2 separate regions of the Homo sapiens genome follow, and region 2 is linked to region 1. Evidence: chromatin contacts called from ENCODE Hi-C or POLR2A ChIA-PET data. All regions are on one chromosome and are shown on one strand. Each heading gives the region's core, a stretch centred on a gene start or an enhancer-like site at or near the end of the contact. The rest is flanking DNA. Distances are from core to core; before and after follow the strand shown. Region 1 holds the start of RGS19 (regulator of G protein signaling 19). Region 2 has its middle 29 kb from the start of PCMTD2.

Region 1 (6,962 bases), core at 1,859-4,358:
TTTTCCTCCCTCCCAGCCCCCTGCCCAGCAGGCTGCACAGAAGCGGGACCGCAGGAACTCAGACAAACCGCTCCTCCTGCTAGGGGGCTCCAGCTGACTGGAAGGAGGGGCAGAGGTCAGAACTGGGGTCCAGAAGGGATCCTGCTCCATGGCAGCCAGTGTTTCTCCCCAGCCCCGGCCAGGGGGTGGAGCCCTGCGCACTCGCCCCTCAGCCAGCCCTTCTCCCCGTGCACCGAGCACTTTACTCTTTCTGGGCTGTTGCTGCCCTTGGCCTTGACCCAAGCCCAGACTGTATACAGAGCTCAGAAGTCAGCTGACAAGGAGGGGACAGAGAGATGGCAGGAGGGGTTTCAGGAAGGGAAGGGTAGAGAGGAAGGAGGCCAGGGAGAAGGGGCTTGAGCAGGGGCAGACAGACAGGGAAGGGAGGCAGTCTGTCCAGGAGTGGCAGCCACTCACACCCTGATGTGCTTGTGACATGTGATGACAGCCAGCCCTGGTGTCGTCTGGCCAAACTCCCTGCAGCCTGGACCCCAGGATTCTGTGTCTTGGGGATTGACTGAGTGCCTAGAATGAGTTCATCTACTGGGAGAATCACATATTATTTCACCATTTCTCTGAGACTCCATTTCTTTATCTTTAAAATAAGGGTCTTGGTGCAGTACCCCACAGCAGCAAGTGCTCCAAAGGGGATGGGTCACTCTGCATCAGACAGGCAAGAGGGAAGAGGGGCAGAGACAGGCACAGCAGACCCAGCACCCAGAGAAGGCCAGCAAGACAGTGACCTCAGTGACTGCACCAGGGTCAGGCCGGCACTCGGGCCCTTTGATCCCCATGAAAAGGCGCAGGGGGTGCTGGATGTGCAAAGGAGGCTGGGGAATGGGGCCTGGAGGGACGCCTGCCTGTAGAAAGCTCTATGGGAAGGAAGGCATGTGGTCCAAAGCCCAATATATTGAGGGCTGTCAGGGCGCAGAGGGTCCTGGGTTCAAATCCCAGCTCCGCCATCAACTGCCCAGCTCACCTGGCCCCACCCATGGACTTCAGGATGCTGTGTGCCGAGAGGCAGAAGCCAGGGCGGTGGAGAGCAGGCCCAAGGGGCCAGAGGAGACGGGGGAATGACTGGGGGGTTGTAGAGTGACCCGAGGGGGCAGGGAGGGCACTGACCTTCACCCCCTGCCAGCTGCCCACAGCTGCATTTTCCCACAGCAGAGACAACAGGCCGGCTCAGCGGGGTCAGCCTGGTTGTGTGTGGCCTGGGCCAGGTGCTGGCCCATCTTCGTTGAGCTTCCCTGACCTCACCTGTGCCCACCGCTCAGGAGTGTTATGTGGGCTGAATAAGTAGCAGCCTGCCTCTTGTCCCTGTGGGCTTCCTGGCCCCTGCCTTTCCTTGCCTGGCCTGACAACATGGCAGTCACAGGGTTCTGGGTACAGCTTCGAGAGGCAGCCTGTCTGTCCTCCAGGGCCCTCTGACCTCTGACCTCCCCCTTCGGGCCCCCGCCCCCGCTCAGCAGCGCAATACCCTCCCCTCCTCAGCCCTCCCCCCTCTCACCCAGGCCTTCCCTGCCTGCTCCCCACAACTCACTCTGCGCCCCCCAGCATAAGATCCAGGCTGATCTATGTTGCTGGCTTCTGGTCCTACTGCCTGGCCCACAGGGGCACCCAGATACTGATACTTGTCCGTTGAATGAGGAATACAAGTAGAATCTCCAGCTGCCTTTGCACCCCTCAGAGTTCTGTGAAGGTGTAAGGTGTGCACCTGACCTGTGCAACTGGAAGGCATTTTATGAACAGATCCCGACACTGGGAACTATCCGGGTGGAGTGCTTGTGCTGGGGAGGACAGGAGCTGCACACAGCCGGGCCAGGGGAGGGGCGGGGGGCACAGATGCTCTGCAGACACTTCCAGAGCAGGGTCAGGGCCACCCTGACACAGGGCCAAAGCATGCTGCGATGAGAAGCCTAACCCACGTCTGTACCGAGTCATAAAGGATGAGAAGAGTCGGCCAAAGGGACAGGGCGTTCGTGGCAAAGGGGACAGTGTGGCCTTAAGCTTTAGGACATCTTGGGACACACGGGTCAGCAGGGACTCTGCCAGGCCCCACAGGAGACATTCGGCATGACTCCGGATGCAAGAACCCGCACCCCCAGTTCTCCCCAGCCCCGCAGCACAGGAATCTCCCCCTTCCTTGGGAACCCCCCACAGCACAGACAGGCGGCTCTTAACCCAGTTTTACAGACGCGGCTCACGGAGGCGAGGGGTGGGCCGGGCTGGCGTACCCGCCGATCGGTCCTTTGCAGCAGCCTCCTCTTTCCCAAGCTGGGCAAGCAGCATATGGGGCCCAGCTCTCGTGCCTCCACTGTCGTGGAAGTCCCACACGGATGGCAAAGCAGGAACGGCCCCGCCGAGCAGAGTCGGGGGCCACGGCCACACCCCCATCTACTACCGTGCGGCTCCGTCCGCCCGGGAGCCAGGGCTCCACTATGAGCACCTCGACTCTCCGGGCCACCCCCAGGCGACTGTGGGGGCCGACGCGCGGGCGGGGCGGGTGGGGTGCGGAGCCGGCCGAGCGCGGGGCGGGGCGCGGCGGGCGGGGCGGGCCCGGCGACCGCCGGCGCGAGGAAGTCCCGGCCCCTGGCTTTGGGGAAGTGCCGCCGAGGCGCCTGCGCACTGCGCCCCCGCGCCCCCTCCCCGACTGTCGGGCCGGACCTTGGAGCGCGCGGGCCGGCGGCGGCGCGAGTGGCTCGGGAGCGCGGCTGGTGAGTGCGCGCGCGCAGCGCCGGGGACAGCGGCCCTGCCCCTCCCGGCCCGGGCCCGGGGACCGTGCTGGGCGGGAGCTTCGGGAGCCGGCGCACGGGACTCGAACCCCAAGGGCTCCCGCCGCCAGGTCCACGTGGACCCTGGGCCGCAGTGGAAGTGGAGCCCGCCCCCCGCGCGTGGGGGAGGGGGCGCCGCAGCCGGGTTCCCCTTTTTCTGGAGCTCAAAGCCTGGGGAAGTGATTGCTCAAAGGTGGGGGCCGGAAGAACCCAGGTTTCCGCGTCTCCCTCCCCCTCTCAGCCCGGTGAGGAGGGGCCGGGGCGGGACACCCTGTCCGCCCCCGCCCCCACCCCGCTGGATCTGGCAGCCACTCAGCCCTTCGAGCTGTAGGGGAGGCGCTGCGCCCCCGGCCCCAGCCGATCGGGGGCTCCTGGCGCTAGCCTCCCTCCAGAGCGCCGCAGGAGTCCCTCCTGCCGTCTGACTTGAGTCCCTGCTGCTGCAGTGCACGCCCCTTCGGCAGCCAGGGTGGGGCCCAGACCCAACCTGGCCCCTCCTGCCCCCACCCCGCCTTTGGGTCGCTGGTGAGTAGGGAGCTTTGAGGTAGGGGTGGGGGCGTCAGAGGCTGAAGAAAGAGGCACCTGGAGGAGAACACAGGCTTCTCCAGACTGGACCCTAACAGCAGAGAGAGGAGCGTGGTGGGTGGGCCACCACCACCATTTCAGAGGTGGGGAGAGCTGGCCTTCCCTGGAGGGGCCAGGCCAGGGCTCGCCCACCAGCCAGATGTGGAGGGTGGCAGATGGGAAAGGCCCTGGGTAGGAGCTAAGGACTGAGAATGGAGCCCCTCTTCAACCCCCCTCCCAAAGGTTATGACATTTTTTTCTGGGATTGTCACATTTTCTTATTCTTTTTTTGGACTGGGCAGGCTCTGGGACGTTCTTTTTCCTTCTGTGGAGCAAAGCGGCAGCCACTCCCAAGGGATCCTCTATCCCCAGAGAGCAGACGTGCCGCCTATCCAGCCTATCCCATCCCAGACTTGGGGGCCAAAGCCTGGGAGGCTGGGGAAGGGGGTCCCCAATGCCAGGTTGACAAGCAGGAGGACCCTAGTTGAGACTCTGTATCCCCCAGGAGAGACGGGGGGAGGGTAGCCTGGGGACATGGGTTGCCCCAGTTGACCTGAGAAGGGTACAGGAAGCCAGGTCCAGGGACAGGTGACCAGGTCCAGGGCCTGCAACTGGGAAAGAAGGGGCTGGCTCCCTGCTCTGCAGCAAATGCAGCCCCTAGCACCCCGGCCCTGCACCCCTAAACACGTCCCCTCCTCCAGTTCAGAGCTGGGGTGGAGATGGTAGCCCAGGGGGACAGTCTCAGGGGTGCTAGAGTGTGGGGGAGGACCCTGGGTGGGGACAGAGAGGAGGAAGAACTGCTGCCTGGGGAAGCCACAGACAGCCCCGTCTGGGTACAGCTACCAAACCTCAGGTTGCCACGCCCCTTCCTTTCCCTAGAAACTTGACCCCTGAAAGAAAGCCCAGCTGCAGGGCTACTTTCGGTCTCCTCATCTACTTGCTAGGAGCCCGTGGGACCCCCAGTCTCAGAGGAAACTGGGCCGGTGGTGAGGGGCCAAGGTCCCAGGGGATGCTGCACCTGCCCCAGACTTGGGCCAGGGCAGTGGCCTCTGCATGCCCAGGCCTCGGGGGTATTGGGGGCCCTAAGAGTGCAGAACTCCAGCACTGTCTCTTCTGAGGGCCATTCACACACCGTCCCAGGAGGCCAAGAGAAGCCAACCAGCCAGAAACAAGCATTCAAAGGCCACGAGCTAGGGGAGGCGTGGCGGGGGGATGAAGATTGAGAAAATAAAGTAGAATCAAGTTGTGAGCTTCCTGGCCAGGGAGGGTGGCGGCACATGAGGAGGGTGGCGGATGTGCACGGAGGCCCCTCCCTGCCCTGGGCAGAAGTGGGCGCAGGTGTTCACAACTGCCTCCGGGGCACTGATTGGCCCCCCTGTACCATCGCCCAAGGAGACTTGGGATTCGAAGTGGCATCTTAGGTGGCATGAGGGCCACTCACAGCTTTGGCGCTCCTGGTGCACCTCCCCTGCAGACGGTGCAACCAAATGCTGGGAGGGACATGCACCACACCACACCCCCCTCAGGGACTCCGAGGCTTCGACTGGGGAGCAGGGTGCCCCCCACCCCTGCCACCCCCACTTCCCTGGCTGGCGCACCCTGTGGTAGGGCCTTGGTTCCACAGCAGTTTCACAGCCTAGAGGCAGTGGGCAAGGAGGGAGGGAAGTCTTGGGTGGGAGGTAGCAGGACCAAAGAACCATGTTTGGGGGGCATGTCCCTCCTCACCGGGGCCCTGCCCCCCTTCCCACACCCTCAGCAAGTCCAGCCTGAGTCCCACTTAAATCCTCACTGCTGCAGGTCTAGCCTGCTGCCCCTGGCTGAGACCTCTGGGACCCACAGACAGACCTGGACTCTTGGTGGGAAGCCACTCTGCCCACTCCCCACCCCAGACACCCTAGAAGCCAGTCTGGCCACCACCCGCACGCACCAGTTGGTAGCCCCAGACTCTCGGGGCCCCTTTGGGAGGGGCTGGGAGCCGGAAACCAAGAAAGAGGAACCCAGGCTTCCGGCTTCCCAGGGAGTGAGCGGATGGGGGTGTCTCGGAACCTCCAGTGGGGGCCTCATCTGGGGCCCAGCCTGGGAGGAGGGGCCAGAAGCTGCTGCAGCTCCCTCCTCAATGATCCTGGACCCCCTCCCAGCCCTGCTGTAAGCTTGGGGTCGGGGTAGAAGCCCTAGGCAGAGCTGGGTCCAGAGGCAGGAGCAGGCCCCGCTAGGGAGACACCCTCTCAGGACCCCTCCTAAGGGGTAGGCAGGGGCTGGGGTTTCAGGTTCTCAGTCAGAACCTTGGCCCCTCTCCCCAGACCCCCAGGCTGTGGTGAGGGTCTGAGAGCTGGTACCACGGAGCCTGGGCAACCTCCTCCGCCCACCCATGCCCACCCCGCATGAGGCTGAGAAGCAGGTATGCCACCTCCCCCTCTGCCTCTGCTCCCCTGGGGGAGATGGGGTGGGGCAAGCTGAGGGGCCACAAGGAGCTGGGAGATCCCTGAACACCCGGGAGGCCAGAAGGGTCATGTGCCTGGGAACAGGGCTACCCATGGGAAGGTGGGGGAGAGGTGGAGAGTCTGGTGGGTTCTGACCTGAAAGCTGAGGTAGCCCCACTTTTCCCCAGATCACAGGGCCAGAGGAGGCGGACCGGCCCCCTTCAATGTCCAGTCATGATACAGCCTCTCCAGCGGCCCCCAGCCGCAACCCCTGCTGCCTGTGCTGGTGCTGCTGCTGTAGCTGCTCCTGGTGAGTAGGGCCTGGGGTGCCCAGCTGGCGAGGGGGTCGAGGGCATGGGGCCAAGCAGACCCAGGAGGGGACCCAGTGGTGGCTTCCGAGGCATCCCCGCAGGCAGGATGCCCCTGCCACCTCACAGCACTGTCCTGTCCAGGGTCTGTTGGGCCCTGGTGATGAGTGGCCGGTGCCTTGGCCCCAGGGAGCTCATGTATGGCTCTCGTACCTGTCTTGCCAAGGGTGTGTCCGTGTGCTGTGTACATGCATGTGCCCGTTCACGCGGCATGTGCTTTATCCATGCTGCTGTGAGCCAGCCCAGGCTAGGCCCTGGGGGCCTGCGGTGGAGTAAGACAGGCACAGGCCAGGTGCAGTGGCTCATGCCTGTAGTCCCAGCACTTTGGGAGGGCAAGGTGGGCGGATCACCTGAGGTCGGGAGTTCGAGATCAGCCTGACCAATGTGCAGAAACCCTGTCTCTACTAAAAATACAAAATTAGCCAGGCGTGGTGGCGCATGCCTGTAATCCCAGCTACTCGGGAGGCTGAGGCAGGAGAATGGCTTGAACCTGGGAGGCGGAGGTTGCGTTGAGCCGAGATCGCGTCATTGCACTCCAGCCTGGGCAACAAGAGCAAAACTCCGTCTCAAAAAAAAAAAAAGAAAGAAAGAAAGAAAGACAGGCACAGACCCCATACAGTGTGTGGGGTGGAGGGACGTTTGAACAGAGACCCCAATAAGGGAACTGCTGGCCCTGGGGCGATGGCCAAGAGCTTCCCGGACAGCATGCGTGGGGGAAGAAGAGCAGGGGGCGGTGGCGGGGACGTCTCTGGGCATCCCTGTGAGGGTGGGAGTGGGGCTCCCAGATGGTAACAGATTTCCTA
Region 2 (6,962 bases), core at 1,261-3,760, 210 kb before region 1:
AAAATCTGGGAGTAACTGAAGACAGAGTTGGTAAGTAAAATAAGAAACAGTTATAAGAAATTAAACTATGGTATCCATAGGCACTCAGTAAAAGGTCAGTTGATGTTAGCTGCTACTTTTTTGTTGTTTAGAGACAGGGTCTCACTCTGTCACCCAGGCTGGAGTGCAGAGGCCTGATCATGACTCACTGCAGTCTCAGCCTCCCTGGGCTCAAGTGATCCTCCCACCTCAGCCTCCCAAGTAGCTGGGACTACAGGAACATGCCACCACACTAGGCTAATTCATGTATTTTTCTGTAGGGATGGTGACTCCCTTTGTTTCCAAGGCCTATCGCAAACTCTTGGCCTCAAGCCATCCTCCTGCCTCAGCCTCCCAAAGTGTTGCGATTACCAGTGTGAGCCACCACACCTGGCCAGCTGCTACTTTTATCAATATTATTCTTATTCCACTCAATTAAAAATTATTATTTTCAAGGCTATGCAACAGTATGTATCCTACAGCGTAATTGTAAAAACATATACAGTCGTCGTCCCTCAGTATACAGAATTAGTTCCAGCCCTCCATCTCTGCATATACCAAAATCCATGCTTACTCACGTTTCGCTGTCACCCCTCTAGAATCCACGTATACGAAAATTCCAAATGTTAGTTGGGCATAGTGGCAAGCACCTGTAGTGTCAGCCACGTAGGAGATTGAGATGGGAGGATCGCTTCAGCCTGGAAGGTTGAGGCTGCAGTCAGCTGTGATAGCACTACCACACTCCAGCCTTGGACAAAAGAGGGAGACCCTGTCTCAGAAAAAAAACAAAATAAAACAGGTTAGAAATTGTAATCTAACCCTAAGCCTAACCCTAACCCTAACCACTAAGCCTAACCCCTAACCCCTACCCTAACCCTAACGCTAACCACTAACCCTAACCCCTAACTCCAAACCCTAACCCTAACCCCAAAACCTAACCCTAACCATAACCCCAAACCCAACCCCAACCCGAACCCCGAACCTGAACCCTAACCCTAACCCCAACCCTAACTCCTAACCCTAACCCCTAACCCTAACCCTAACCCTAACCAATAACCCTAACCCTAACCCTAACCCTAACCCCTAAACCCTAACCCTAACCCTAACCCTAACCCTAACCCTAACCCTAACCCTAACCCCTAATCCTAACCCTAACCCTAACCTAACCCTAACCCTAACCCTAACCCTAACCCCTAATCCTAACCCTTACCCTTACCCTAACCCTAACCCTAACCCCTAACCCCTAACCCTAACCCTAACCCTAACCCTACCCTAACCCTAACCCTAACCCTAACCCTAACCCTAACCCCTAATCCTAACCCTTACCCTTACCCTAACCCTAACCCTAACCCCTAACCCCTAACCCTAACCCTACCCTAACCCTAACCCTAACCCTAACCGTAACCCTAACCCTAACCCTAACCCCTAACCCTCACCCTCACCCTCACCCTGACCCCGACCCCTGACCCCGACCCTTGACCCCTGACCCCTGACCCCGACCCCGACCCCGACCCTAACCCCTGACCCTGACCCTAACCCTAACCCTAACCCCTGACCCTGACCCTGACCCTGACCCTGACCCTTAACCCTGACCCTGACCCTGACCCTGACCCTGACCCTACCCTAACCCTAACCCTAACCCTAACCCTAACCCTAAACCCTAACCCCTAACCCTAACCCTAACCCAACCCTAACCCTAACCCTAACCCCAACCCCAACCCCTAACCCCTAACCCTAACCCTAACCCTGATTATTCAGGGCTGCAAACAGAAAGGATTTTGTTCACTGTCGATGCGGCCCCGAGTTGTCCCAAAGCGAGGCTGTGCCCCCAAGGTGTGTGCTGAGAAAGCTGCTCCACCTTTGCGGTGTGCCCCGGGTCTGTGTTAAGCAGAACGCAGCTCTGCCCCCGCAAAGGCACCCCACGCCGGCGCGGGCACAGAGAGGCCCACCGCGCCGGCGCAGGCGCGCACAGGCTGGCGCGACGTGCGGGGGAGGCGCGGCGGATGCGCAGAGAGCACGCTGCCGGGCGGGGGTTGGGTTGGGGTGGCGTGGTGCAGGAGCACAGTCGCACGCCCCTGTGCTGGGGAGGGGAGCGCGGTGCAGGCGCGGAGACGCCCGTCGCAGCGGCGTGGCGCAGAGACGGGAGGAACCTCAATAATTCGAAAAGCCGGGCTCGACCGCCCCCTGCTTGCAGCTGGGCACTACAGGACTGGCTTGGTCACGGTGCTGTGCCAGTGCACCCCCTGCTGGCGACTAGGGCAGCTGCAGGGCTCTGTTGCTTATAGTGGTGGCCAGCGCCCCCTGCTGGCGCCGGGGCAATGCAGGGGCCTCTTGCTCACAGTATAGCGGCGGCACGCCGCCTGGTGGCAGCTAGGGACATTGCAGGGTCCTCTTGCTCACAGTGTGGTGGCAGCACACCCCCCTGCTGGCAGCTGGGGACACTGCCAGGCCCTCTTGCTCAAAGTGTAGTGGCGGCTGGCTCCCCTGCTGGCAGCTGGGGACACTGCCGGGCCCTCTTGCTTGCAGTGCAGTGGGGGCACGCCCTCTTCTGGCACCTGCTGGCACTACAGGAACCTCTCGCTCACAGTGTAGTGGCAGCACGCCCCCTGTTGGCAACCAGGGCACTGCGGGGTCCTCTTGCTCATGGTGTGGTGCCCATATGACACCTGCTGGCAGCTAAGGACACTGCAGGGCCCTGTTGCTCACAGTGTAGTCGTCGTACGCCGCCTGCTGGCAGCTGGAGACACTGCCTGGCCCTCTTGGTGGCAGTGTCGAGGCAGCACGCCACCTGCAGGCAGATGGGGACTAGGCGGGGGTCTCTTGCTCCCAGTGTGACGGTTGGCGTCCCCTACTGGCTGCCTCCTGCACCACTTAAAGTCAGAGCATCAGTTTTTAAGCCCCATCAGTTCTGTAAATTCAACTGAAACGGAGCTAGTACTAGGGAGAGCTGATGTCCCAGTTCTTGTCTAACTTGGAAGAAAGATTTTCACCAAGAGGCAGTACAAAAATGGCAGACAACTTCATTGAAAAGAAATACAGTGTAAAGAGCTCATTGTAGAAAAATAGGGAGGAGTGGGCTGATCGTGCATGAAAACATCCTAGGAGTCCTGTGCAGGGAATTTTATTTTGGACTTCTTCACATTCCTGTCTCTGTCTCAAGTCTCCACCTGTTCTCTTTGTCTGGTTTTCCTGCTACTGCCTTAGGTCCCCGACTTGCCACACTTAGGCTTGTGGGACCTCCTCACTGTTGGTTGAGGTACATGTGTGGTATCAATCCGAATCCACTCTGGCACCAGCCTCCTTCCCGCCATCCCAGGCAGGCTGACAGCGGTCACGTTTGTACCTAGTGTGCCTGCCTATCTCTTTTGAATGTCCTTCTTTGCCCTAATCTGCACTTATGGTGCCAGGTTTCTCTTAAGAATGTCCCCTTTGTCCTTCTTATCAGCATGTAGCTAGCAATATTCTGACATTTTTATTGCAGAGTGAATGATGATTGGGGCATCTTAAGAGGAGTTCTAGGGTGTTTCTTTCTGCATAGGTACCTCTTCTCCCTCCTACTCACAATTGACAAGTGCCCATGCACTCCAGCACTAGAGATGCTACTAATATGTGAATTTTTGGTGGTCCCTCCAGGTGAGCCTTCCCAGACTTTCCCTTTTCTAGGAGCTCCCCTCCTGTTCATGTCTAGCTATATATAAACTCTAACAGAGCCCACTATCCTGTGTCTTTCCAAAAATAGTGAGGGAATGATTAATTGGAAACCATAAGAAGTGATATGCATGTAGATGAAAACTTTACAACTTGCACAAATAACCACTCAAAATCATCCTTACACTAAAAATGCAAAACTATACAATTTCTAGAAGAAACTATAGAAGAAAAGCTATGTGCCTTTGGATTTGGTAATGAATTTTAACAAATGACACAAAAGGTTGATATACACAGAAGAAATGACAATGTGGATTTCTTAATCTTTAAAGTTTATACTCTGGAAGAGACCTTCTTAAGAGAACAAAAAGACAAGCCACATATTGAAGAAAATATTTGCAAAATACAGATCTGAGAAAGAATTTGTATTCAAAATATATAAAAAATTCTTAAAACTAAACAAGTTAAACAGCACAATTAAAAATGCACACAGATCTGAACAGACACCTCACCAAAGAAGATCTACAGATGGCAAGTAAACATACAAAAAGATGCTCAACATACTACAGAACTGAAAACCAGGAGATAGCACAGCTGGTCTATATCTATTAGAACTGCTAAACTCTAAAAAAATCACAAATTGCTGCAAGAAAGACAATAACTCTTTTCATTGCTGGTGGAAGACAGTGTATAAGACCAGAATATGCCACCCCAAAATATGTCCCTTTGGCATAAGAATTATTCCAAGATGATTATTTTGAAAAAAAATGCTAACAAAGGAAGTTCCAAAACCAGAGTAGAAGTTACCCTTCTGTAAGGAAAATTTACATCTATAAAGGAAATCCCCATTTAAAAGCTACCTCTCTCTCGGCACCAAGAAGAGAAGGATAACTAAATCACTAGAGTCTTATCAATGGAGGACGCATGGACTTCAGTCTGCATAACAAACGTTACTCTTGTCTAATGTGGTTTTGCTGGTTAACTCCCCACTACTGTGCCTCAAATCTTCAAGTTGAAGATAGTATTTACACTTGAATTGAAAACCACCTGCTGGAGATTTACTCATTTTTCCCTGAGTATCGCCCATGTATCCATAAGGTATACATGTTTTTAAACTTTTCTACATTTTTCTCATTTTAATCTGTCATTTGTTACAGAGGGTCCAATCTAAGAATTCTGAAAAGATAGAGAGAAAATTATTTTTCCTCACCTATTACAAGTTGGGCAGTTTTTTCCAAAGCTAAATAAGTCTCTCCTTACAATCCAAAAACGACATTCCTAAGTATTTTGACAACCACTTTGATGTGATTTCCAAACAAAAGCTACCATGCAATTATGTACAGAAGCCCTATTCATAATGACCAAAGGAAAAAAAGGAATCAGAAAGTCTTACAATAGATGACTGTGTGGGAACCCCCTCAGACATCAAGAGTTATTATAAAGATTATTTAAATGAAAACATTTGAGATACCGAAGATGAAGGAAGAAATCTTACCAGAACTTACTTTATCCAATTAAAGCACAGCTCCCAGAAAATACAGCTGCCATTAACCCCATCCACGGAGTTCCTTGCAAATTCAGCTGCCGTTAACCCCATCCATGGAGCGCCCAGAAAATACAGCTGCCGTTAACCCCATCCACGAAGTTTCTTGCAAATTCAGCTGCCATGAAGATAGACTGCTCATTCCCATTAGCATTGATAAATGAAAATGAAATCCTAAGCTCCCAGCTGACTGAACAGACCCACTCTTGGCTGAGGGGACCCCAGAGTAACTTTCAAAACTGAGTTCTCAGCTTGGCCAGAATGGGATGATGGGAGTCAGGTACACCCCATTATACCCCCTGCTTTGCAAACCATGATGAGGCTTTCTTCCCTAAGGATTTAACAGAAACCAGCCCTTTCAAAATCACCACTGATATCAACCTCTCCTTTCTTGCCTGATAAGAGACCACCCATGACGGAGAGGTTCTGGACAGCACACAGAGGATGCACAGAGCGAGTTTTCATGTCCTCTGCTTCACCTTTTAATGTCAGAGGGCTGAAAACTCCACCCTGGGATGATGCTAACACTGCTATTTTTTGTACATGGGACCCATGAAGAACCAAGGAACTCAGTTGTGCATGCACGCATTTCCCCTTTCATAAATATTCATGACTCCGCCTAGAGCTTATTAAAGATGTGTATTTGGCCATGCCACTCAGCATAAATTACTGTTTCCTTCACCTCTTCCTTGAAGTGTCTTGTTTCTAGTTTCTGGCTGGAGGCTATGCTTCCCAGCCTATCAGAAGGACTACCCTGCAGGCTGCAACCCTTTACAGGAAATAAATACCTCACTGGGTGCAGTGCCTATAATCCCAGCACTTTGGGAGGCCGAGGCAGGTGGATCACCTGAGGTCAGGCGTTCAAGACCAGACTGGCCAACATGGTGAAACCTCATCTCTACTAAAAAAACAAAAATTAGCCAGGCATAGTGGTGAGGGTCTGTAATCCCAGCTAATCGAGAGGCTGATGCAGGAGAATCACTTGAACCTGGGAGGTGGAGGTTGCAGTGAGCCAAGATTACGCCATTGCACTCCAGCCTGGGCAAGAAGAGTGAAACTCCGTCTCAAAAAAATAAAAATAAACAAAAATATAGAAATCTCTCCTTTCCATATTTATGAACCTCATCATTCTTTAGTTGACAGCATTAAAAAGTTCAAAAAGACCTTCCATACTCTCCCACAGAAGCCCTAGAAATTGTCATTTTGTTAATCATTTTGGATGCTTGAGAACTGAGAATCTGACAGTGGCCTAGTATCCGGAATATACAAAGAACTCTTACAACTCAAGAACAAAAAGACAAACAACCCCCACCCACCTCCCATGCAAAATGGGCAGAAGAATTAAAGACACTTTTCTCCAAAGAAGATACAGAAATAACACATGAAAAGATATTCAACATCAGTAACCATTAGGGAAATGAAATGCAAATCTAAACTACAAAAAGATACCACTTCATACCTATTAGAATGGTTATTACAAAAAAAGAAAGAAACAGAAACTAACATGCAGTGTCAGGAAGTAGAGAAACGTGAACATTGCTGATGGGCATGTCATATGGTGCAGACACTGTGGGAAATAGTTTGGTGGTTCTGCAAAACGCTAAACAGAATTACCATAGAACCCAGCAACTTCATTCCTAGATATATATACATAAAAGAATGGAAAAGAGGTATTCAAACAAAAACTTGTATACACATGTTTATAACGGTGTTATTCACAATTTTAAAAAGTTGGAAACAGGCCGGGTGCGGT

The links. A loop is a pair of places that touch in the nucleus more often than their neighbours do. ChIA-PET counts read pairs that join two places held with the same protein, here RNA polymerase II (POLR2A). Pooled maps may share reads with other maps.
Region 2: a map with no recorded cell type shows a loop between it and region 1 (8-fold over the local background). The contact joins the enhancer-like site here to the promoter of RGS19 in region 1. A Hi-C loop is called at or near these places in 1 of 37 single-sample maps with no recorded cell type and 5 of 50 pooled maps. POLR2A ChIA-PET finds 5 or more read pairs at or near these places in 2 of 52 experiments (HEK293 and activated CD4-positive, alpha-beta T cell).

What each region holds. Positions count from the first base shown.
Region 1 is chr20:64,075,664-64,082,625 of GRCh38, reverse strand. RGS19 (regulator of G protein signaling 19) reads left to right here and starts at 3,108. Exons shown (of 6, transcript NM_005873.3): 1 at 3,108-3,332; 2 at 5,672-5,769; 3 at 5,980-6,101. The coding sequence starts at 5,740. OPRL1 (opioid related nociceptin receptor 1) reads right to left here and starts at 2,544. Exons shown (of 5, transcript NM_182647.4): 1 at 2,274-2,544. MIR6813 (microRNA 6813) reads left to right here and starts at 5,616; the gene lies at 5,616-5,671. RefSeq lists silencers at 1,960-2,133, 2,527-3,206.
Region 2 is chr20:64,281,504-64,288,465 of GRCh38, reverse strand. No RefSeq gene overlaps it. Among named protein-coding and RNA genes, the nearest start is that of PCMTD2, 29 kb to the right of the region's middle. RefSeq lists a silencer at 2,119-2,311. Within about 2 kb of position 2,510, at least 2 of the 41 ENCODE cell types and tissues checked have a DNase peak (open chromatin) inside an H3K27ac peak, as active enhancers do.